2 separate regions of the Homo sapiens genome follow, and region 2 is linked to region 1. A link is an interaction called in ENCODE POLR2A ChIA-PET data of the cell type or tissue named here. Cell type or tissue: IMR-90. All regions are shown on one strand. Links, peaks and the distances in the headings refer to the core of each region. The heading gives the core; the rest is flanking DNA.

What was found. Peaks named below come from ENCODE experiments on the same cell type or tissue, not always from the same donor. Only the 100,000 strongest peaks of a DNase experiment are listed, where the experiment ranks them.
Region 2: POLR2A ChIA-PET joins it to region 1 with 12 read pairs; 3 of 35 experiments call an interaction of 5 or more read pairs at or near these places.

Annotation. Positions count from the first base shown.
Region 1 is chr19:54,036,363-54,040,757 of GRCh38, reverse strand. No RefSeq gene overlaps it. Among named protein-coding and RNA genes, the nearest start is that of VSTM1, 25 kb to the left of the region's middle. RefSeq lists an enhancer at 4,298-4,395. In IMR-90, for the core only: no CTCF peak of the experiment used is centred there; no DNase peak of the experiment used is centred there.
Region 2 is chr19:53,823,029-53,827,423 of GRCh38, reverse strand. NLRP12 (NLR family pyrin domain containing 12) reads left to right here and starts at 3,110. Exons shown (of 10, transcript NM_144687.4): 1 at 3,110-3,538. The coding sequence starts at 3,250. In IMR-90, for the core only: no CTCF peak of the experiment used is centred there; no DNase peak of the experiment used is centred there.

The DNA of each region.
Region 1 (4,395 bases), core at 186-4,185:
CTAGAACAATTCAAGGAAATAATAAATAATGATTGACCAGCTATCCAGGAAAGAATGTAAGAATTACTGAGCATCTCCAGGAAGCACAACAAGCAAAAAAGAAAACGGCCGGGCTCACGCCTGTCATCCCAGCACTTTGGGAGGCCGAGGTGGGTGGATCATCTGAGGTCAGAGTTCAAGACCAGCCTGACCAACATGGTGAAATCCCATCTCTACTAAAAATAAAAAATTAGTTGGACGTGGTGGCAGGCGCCTGTAATCCCCGCTACTTGGGAGACTGAGGCAGAAGAATCGCTTGAACCCAGGAGGCAGAGATTGCAGTGAGCTGAGATGGCGCCATTGAATTCCAGCCTGGGCAATGGAGTGAGACTCCATCTCAAAAAAAAAAAAAAAAAAAAACAAAAAACGCCCAGAGCTGCAAACTCCTAGACCAGAGGGCAGAAAACAAAAGGACCAGAGAGTAACACGTCCAGCTTTGTGGGCTGTAGGATCTCTGCTGAGACTACCCCACTCTGCTGTTGTACCATGAAAGCAGCCATCGCTGATATGTAAACAAGTAGGTGTGGCGGTGTTAGAATAAAACTTTATTTACAACTTCATGTTCTCACTCATGTAGGAGCTAAAAAAGTAGATCTCATGAAGGTAAAGAGAGAGTCAGTTATCAAAGGCTAGAAGGGGTGGGATAGTTAATGGGCACAAACACAGTTGGATAGAAGGAATAAGTTCAAGTGTTCAATAGCACAGAAGGGTGACTATAGTTAACAGCAATATATTGTATATTTCAAAATAGCTAGAAGAGAAGATTTGAAACATTCCCAACACAAACGATAAATGAGCCAGGTGCAGTGGCTCACTCCTGTAATCCCAACACTTTGAGAGGCCAAGATGGGTGGATCACCTGAGGTCAGGAGTTCAAGACCAGCCTGGCCAACAAGGTGAAACCCCATCTCCACTAAAAATACAAAAATTAGCTGGGTGTGGTGGCGCACACCTGTAATCCCAGCCACTTGGGAGGCTGAGGCAGAAGAATTGCTTGAACTCGGGAGGCAGAGGTTGCAGTGAGCCAAGATCACACCACTGTACTCCAGCCTGGGCGACAGAGAGAGACTCTGTCTCGAAAAGATAAAAAAAAAGATAAATGTTTGAGGTGGTGAATATCCTAAATACCCTAATTTGAGTATTATACATTCTGTGCATGTATCAAACTATCACATGTATGTCATAAATATGCATAAATATTATGTATCTATAGAAAGTTTTTTTTTTTTTGATGGAGTCTTGCTCTGTCGCCCAGGCGCCAGAGTGCAGTGGCGTGATCTCAGCTCGCTGCAACCTCTCCCCGCAGGTTCAAATGATTCTCCTGTCTCAGCCTCCTGAGTAGCTGGGATTACAAGCTTCTGCCATCACACCAGGCTAATTTTTTTGTATTTTTAGTAGAGATGGGGTTTCACCATGTTGGCCAGGCTGGTCTTGAGCTCCTGACCTCAAGTCATCCGCCTGCCTCGGCTTCCCATAGTGCTGGGATTACAGGCGTGAGCCACCGTGCCCAGCCCAGAAAGTTGTTTTAAAAACAAAAAATTTTATTTGCAAAAACAAGCTGTGGGCTCTAGCGTGCCAACCCTTGTGCTAGGCCAGTGCTTTTTAAAGTCTGCTTGGGCCATCACCCCAACCACTTCTGGCCCTGATGAGGGTCCAGGGCATGAGAGGGAAGGAGAGAGTGTCTTAGTCCATCCAGGCTGCTATCAACATACCAAAGACCTGGCAGCTTACAGACAACACATAGTTATTTCTCATGGTTCTGGAGGCTGGAAGTCCAAGACCAAAGCACTGGTAGATTCAGTGTCTGCTGAGGGCTTTTTTCCTGGTTCATAGCTGGCACCTTCTTGCTGTGTCCTTACATAGTGAAAGAGACTGGGCCGGGCGCAGTGGCTCACGCCTGTAATCTCAGGACTTTGGGAGACCGAGTGGGGGGCGGATCACCTGAGATCAGGAGTTCGAAACCAGCCTGACCAACACGGTGAAACCCCATCTCTACTAAAAATATAAAAATTAGCTGGGCGCAGTGGTGGGTGCCTGTCATCCCAGCTACTTGGGAGGCTGAGGCAGGAGAATTGCTTGCACCTGGGAGGCGGAGGTTGAAGTGAGCCGAAATCGTGCCACTGCACTCCAGCCTGAATGACAGAGCCAGACTCCATCTCAAAAAAAAAAAAAAAAAAAAGAGTGAAGGCTTAATAAGCAAAAGAAAGAGAAAAGAGAATAGTTCTCTCTTTTGCACAGAGAAGAGAGGGGTTCCCGAGTGGGACCCCTGGTTTTGTGGTGAAATGCATGGGGCTTTTATAGACAAGCTTGAGGAGGTGCTGTCTGATTTACATAGGGCCTGAGAGATTAGTCGGACCAGGTATGACGTTTGCATAGCCCCCAAAGAAGCTGGCCATCCCACCCTAATCTTTTATTACGTAGGTAGGGTCTCTGCCTGGCCGGGGCCATGTTGTCTGCTTTTTTACTGCACATGTGGGGACAAAGAAAAGGGAAGAGGGAACCTCCATGTTGAATATACCCGGCTCCCAGGCATCCGTTTTCTATTGGCACAGCTGATGCAAGATTTTAGCTTGTTTATCTATGCTTGCAGCTTGATGTTTCAGGCTGCTTTCTGTTAGAAAAGAAATTATTTGGGGGCTGCTCTTTATTAATAGGAAACCTTACTGAGGACTCTCTTACCCTCACTGTCTGCCTCAATAATTTCTTTTTAGCTCCCGTATTACAAATACCATCACCTTGGGGTTAGGTTCCAACAGCTGAATTTTGTCGGGACACAAACATTGAGTTTACAATACCCATGAAGCTGTCTCTGCTTGTATCTTGTCCTAACCAGAAGCTCCCAGGATTGCTGCATCTGAAGGAACAACCTTGATATATGGCTTGTGTCTGTGTCCCCACCCAAATCTCATCTTCAGTTGTAGCTCCCATAATTCCCATGTGTTGTGGGATGGACCCAGTGGGAGATAATTCAATCATGGGGGTGGATTCCTGCAGGGTCCTATGGGGCTTTGCAGGTGTTCTCCCCGTGTGCAGAGATAAGAGATTGTAAGAAATAAAGACACAAGACAAAGAGATAAAGAGAAAACAGCTGGGCCCGGAGGACCACAACCATCAAGACGCGGAGACCGGTAGTGGCCCATAACGGCTGGGCGCGCTGATACTTATTGCATACAAGATAAGGGGGCAGGGTAAGCAGGGTGAATCTTCGAAGTGATTGACAAGGTGAAGCAAGTCGTGTGATCACAGGAGAGGGGGCCCTTCCCTCTTAGGTAGCCGAAGCAGAGAGAGAGGGAGAAGGCAGCATACGTCAGCGTTTTCTTCCATGCACTTATAAGAAAGATCAAAGACTTTAAGACTTTCACTATTTCTTCTACCGCTATCTACTATGAACTTCAAAGAGGAGCCAGGAGTACGGGAGGAGCATGAAAGTGGACAAGGAGTGTGAGCACTGAAGCACAGCACCACAGGGAGGGGTTTAGGCCTCCGGATGACTGCGGGCAGGCCTGGATAATATCCAGCCTTCCACAAGAAGCTGGTGGAGCAGAGTGTTCCCTGACTCCTCCAAGGAAAGGAGACTCCCTTTCACCGTCTGCTAAGTAACGGGTGCCTTCCCAGACACTGGCGTTACCGCTTGACCAAGGACCCCTCAAGCGGCCCTGATGCACGCGTGACAGAGGGCTCACCTCTTGCCTTCTAGGTCACTTCTCACCATGTCCCTTCAGCACCTGACCCTATACCCGCCGGTTATTCCTAGGTTATATTAGTAATGCAGCAAAGAGTAATATTAAAAGCTAATGATTAATAATGTTTATAATAATGATTGATAATTGTCCATGATCATCTCTACATCTAATTTGTATTATGACTATTCTTATTCTATTTTCTTTATTATACTGCAACAGTTTGTGCCTTCAGTCTCTTGCCTCAGCACCTGGCTAATCCTCCACCCACACATTCCCCCATGCCGTTCTCATGGTAGTGAACAAGTCTCAGGAGAGCTGAGGTTTTTATAACGGGTTTCCCCTTTTGCTTGGCTCTCTCATTTCTCTGTCGTCTGCCACCATGTAAGATGTGCCTTTCACCTTCTGCCATGATTGTGAGGCCTCCCCAGCCATGTGGAACTGTAAGTCCGTTATACCTCTTTTTTAAAAAGTAAACTGACTGGGCGCAGTGGCTCACGCCTGTAATCCCAGCACTCTGGGAGGCCGAGGCGGGTGGATCATGAGGTCAGGAGATCGAGACCATCCTGGATAACACAGTGAAACCCCGTCTCTACTAAAAATACAAAAAATTAGCCGGGCGCGGTGGCGGGCGCCTGTAGTCCCAGCTACTCAGGAGGCTGAGGCAGGAGAATGG
Region 2 (4,395 bases), core at 311-4,310, 210 kb after region 1:
TGGCCAGGCTGGTCTTGAACTCCTGACCTCAAATGATCCACCCGCCTCAGCCTCCCAAAATGCTGGGATTACAGGCGTGAGCCACTGCACCCAGCAAAAAAATTTTTTAAAAAAGGAAAATTGGGCTGGGTGCGGTGTCTCATGCCTGTAATCCCAGCACTTTGGGAGGCCGAGGTGGGAGGATCGCTTGAGCTCAGGAGTTGAAGGCCATCCTGGGCAACATGGTGAAACCCCATCTACTAAAAACAAAAAAAAAAAAAGAAAAAAAAAGGAAAATGGCATTCCTTGTCTTTAGATTCATTCTTGTGTTTCCAGAAATGGCACTAAGCCCAGAAGCAGCTATAGAAGTTGCCAATTCTCTTCTTTCCCCATGAGAAAGTTCTATCTTGAAAGTGGAAGCATGAAGTAGACAGATGTGGATTCAGCTTCCCCCAAGCCTCGCTTCCGAATTCCTAGAAATTAGTTTTACCACCACCTGCAGCAGTGGCGTGGAAGGAGCCTGCGTCGTGAGCCACTTGAGGAAGCTCAGATGGGGTCTGTAGGTAGTTCAGGTTTGCCAAACCTTTCTCCTCCCCTCTAATGATCACTGCCATCCCCACACTCCCAGGATGCACCCACCGCCTGCCCTTACTCAGGCATTATCTCCATCTCCTGAAACATGAAGGCTTCAGCTTCTCGCTCTCCCAATCCAGGCCTCCTCTGTTTGGTCTGCCTTCCACAAGGGCCTTGAGGAATCTTCCTTAACCCAGACCTGACTCCATCCCTCCCCTGCTCAAAACTGCTGCATGCCATGCAACAGAATATTAGTCCTGGAAGGGACTGGATGTGGGAGAATGTCTCATAAAAAGCTGTGAAGGTTTTTTTTGTTTTGTTTTGAGACGGAGTCTTACTCTGTCACCCAGGCTGGAGTGCAATGGCGGGATCTTGGCTCATTGCAACCTCCGCCTCCTGAGTTCAAGTGATTTTCCTGCCCCAGCCTCCTGAGTAGCTGGGACTACAGGCACCCGCCACCAAACCCCAGCTAATTTTTTTTTTCTTTTTTTGAGACAGAGTCTCGCTCTGTTGCCCAGGCTGGAGTGCAGTGGCGCAGTCTCGGCTCACTGCAACCTCTGCTTCCCGGGTTCAAGTGATTCTCCTGCCTCAGCCTCCCAAGTAGCTGGGATTACAGGTGCGTGCCACCAAGCCCGGCTAATTTTTGTATTTTTAGTAGAGACGGGGTTTCACCATGTTGGCCAGGCTGGTCTCAAACTCCTGACCTCAGGTGATCTGCCCGCCTCAGTCTCCCAAAGTGCTGGGATTACAGGTGTGAGCCACTGCGCCTGGCTATGAAGGCTTTTGTGTGTGTGTGTGTGTGTGTGTGTGTGTGTGTGTGTGTGTGTGTGTGTCTGAGGGGTCTTAATTGATTAGGAGCATGAAACAAAGTTGGCATGATGCAGGAGACAGAGGGAATTATAAACTTGCTCTTCCATCAGAATTCATAAATTCTGCTAACACATATTTTGTAGAGATGGGGCCTCACTGTGTTGACCAGTCTGGTGTGAAACTCCTGGCCTCAGGTGATCTACCTGCCTTGGCCTCCCCAAGTGCTAGGATTACAGGCATGAGCCATTGCACCCAGTCACATCTTCCTCTTACACTAACCCTCCTGTCTTCTTCTTATAAAGACTCTTGTGGCTGGGTGCGGTGGCTCACGCCTGTAATCCCAGCACTTTGGGAGGCTGAGGCAGGTGGATCACGAAGTCAGGAGATCAAGACCATCCTGGCTAACATGGTGAAACCCCATCTCTACTAAAAATACAAAAAAAAGAGAATTAGCCAGGCGTGTTGGCGGGCACCTGTAGTCCCAGCTATACGGAAGGCTGAGGCAGGAGAATGGTGTGAACCTGGGAGGCGGAGCTTGCAGTGATCCGAGTTCGTGCCACTGCACTCCAGCCTGGGCAACAGAGCAAGACTCTGTCTCAAAAAAAAGACTCTTGTGATTCCATGGGTCCTGCCCAGATAACCAGGATAATGTCCCCATCTGAAGTGCCTTCATTTGGTCACATATGCTAAGTCTCTTTTGCTATGTAGGGTGAAATGTCACAGGTTCTGGCCATTAGGACATGAATATCTTTGGGGACCATCATCCTGCCTACCGCAAAGTCCCTCTCATGCCACTCTTGTGACTGAGAGAACAGAAAAAAAATAGCAGACCTACGTGAGGTCCTTAATAATTCTCCCTGAGGCTGGGCTCAGTGGCTCATGCCTGTAATCCCAGCACTTTGGAAGGCTGAGGTGGGCGGATCGTTTGAGCTCAGGAGTTCAAGGCCAGCCTGGGCAACATAAGAAGACCTTGTCTCTACCAAAACTACAAAAACTTAGCTGGGCATGGTGGCGCATGTCTGTGGTCCCAGCTACTTGAGAGGCTGAGGTGGGAGAATCGCTGGAACCTGGGAGGCGGAGGTTGCAGTGAGCTGAGATCACGCCAGTGAACTCTAGCCTGGGTGGCAGAGTGAGACTCTGACTCAAAGAAAAAAAAAAAAAAAAAAGCCAGGGACGGTGGCTCACACCTGTAATCCTAGCACTTTGGAAGGCTGAGGCGGGTGGATCACCTGAGGTCAGGAGTTCGAGACCAGCCTGACCAACATGGTGAAACCCTGTCTCTTCTAAAACCACAAAAATTAGCTGGGTGTGGTGTCCGGCGCCTGTAATCCCAGCTACTCAAGGGAAGCTGAGGTGGGAGAATCGCTTGAACCTGGGAGGCAGAGGTTGCGGTGAGCCAAGATCGCAGAGCCAGGGCCACAGAGTAAGACTCTGTCTCAAAAAAAAAAAAATTCTCCCTGGAAGAGGCGCAGTCGCAGTTTTGATAATACACTCTACCACACACACTAGTGAAATGAGGAAAACAAGAGGAAAGCGGAAAGAGAGTGACTGTTTTGTCAAGAGATCCAGGAAGAGACAGCAGAAGTGAAAATCTTTTTCATCAGCCAAGTGGCTCCTCGGATTTCTTAATCTCCCCCCGAACTTCCTCTTCTCCACCCAGAACAGCCATTGGTGAGTGGGGCAGGGCAGGAGGGAACTGAAGAGTGAGAAAGCATTATTTCAGCAAAAGGTCTTTCCTCCCTTGCTCTCTCCTCCAACCACTGGCTCAGCCTCTCCGCCCGCTGCCTGTGAATGATGCAATGGAAGGTGTGCTGGGGTCGCCCTGTGTCCCGTGCATAGGAGCATCTCAGCCTCCAGGTCCTCTCCTTTGGGGCTCACGGCACCCCCATGCTACGAACCGCAGGCAGGGACGGCCTCTGTCGCCTGTCCACCTACTTGGAAGAACTCGAGGCTGTGGAACTGAAGAAGTTCAAGTTATACCTGGGGACCGCGACAGAGCTGGGAGAAGGCAAGATCCCCTGGGGAAGCATGGAGAAGGCCGGTCCCCTGGAAATGGCCCAGCTGCTCATCACCCACTTCGGGCCAGAGGAGGCCTGGAGGTTGGCTCTCAGCACCTTTGAGCGGATAAACAGGAAGGACCTGTGGGAGAGAGGACAGAGAGAGGACCTGGTGAGGGGTAAGGAGGTGGCGGGACAGGCAAGGCTAGAATGCCAGCCGGGTCCAGTGACTCATACCTGTAATCTCAGCACTTTGGGAGGCTGAAGAGGGCAGATCACTTGAGGTGAGGAGTTCAAGACCAGTCTGGACAACATAGTGAGGCTCTGTCTCTACCAAAAATAAAAAAAATTAGCCAGGTGTGGTGGTATACGTCTGTGATCCCAGCTTCTCAGGAGGCTGAGGTGGGAGGATCACTTGAGACCAGAAGGTCGAGGCTGCGGTGAGCTATGATCCTGCCACTGCACCCCAGCCTAGGTGACAGAACGAGACCTTGCCTCAAATATTTAAAATATATTTTTTTAAAATATATATATTTAAAATATATGTTTTAAATATATATTTTAAATAAATATATTTTAAAATATATATTTTAAATATATATTTAAAATATATATTTAAAACATATATTTTAAATATATATATTTAAAACATATATTTTAAATATATATTTAAAATATGTATATAATTATATTATTAAATATATATTAAATATGGTATATATTATATATAAATATAGTATATATTTATTATATAAATATACTATATTATATAAATATGGTATATTATATAAATATATATAAATAATAAATATTATATATTAAATATTTAATACATATATTATTAAAATAAATATTTAAAATACATATATATAAAATCCCTGAGCCTGGGAGATCTGGAATTTATATATATATACACACACGTATATATATGTGTATATATGTGTATATATATGTGTGTGTATATGTGTGTGTGTATATATATTTTAAGAGATGAGGTAGCCAGGTGCAGTGGCTCACACCTATAATCCCAGCACTT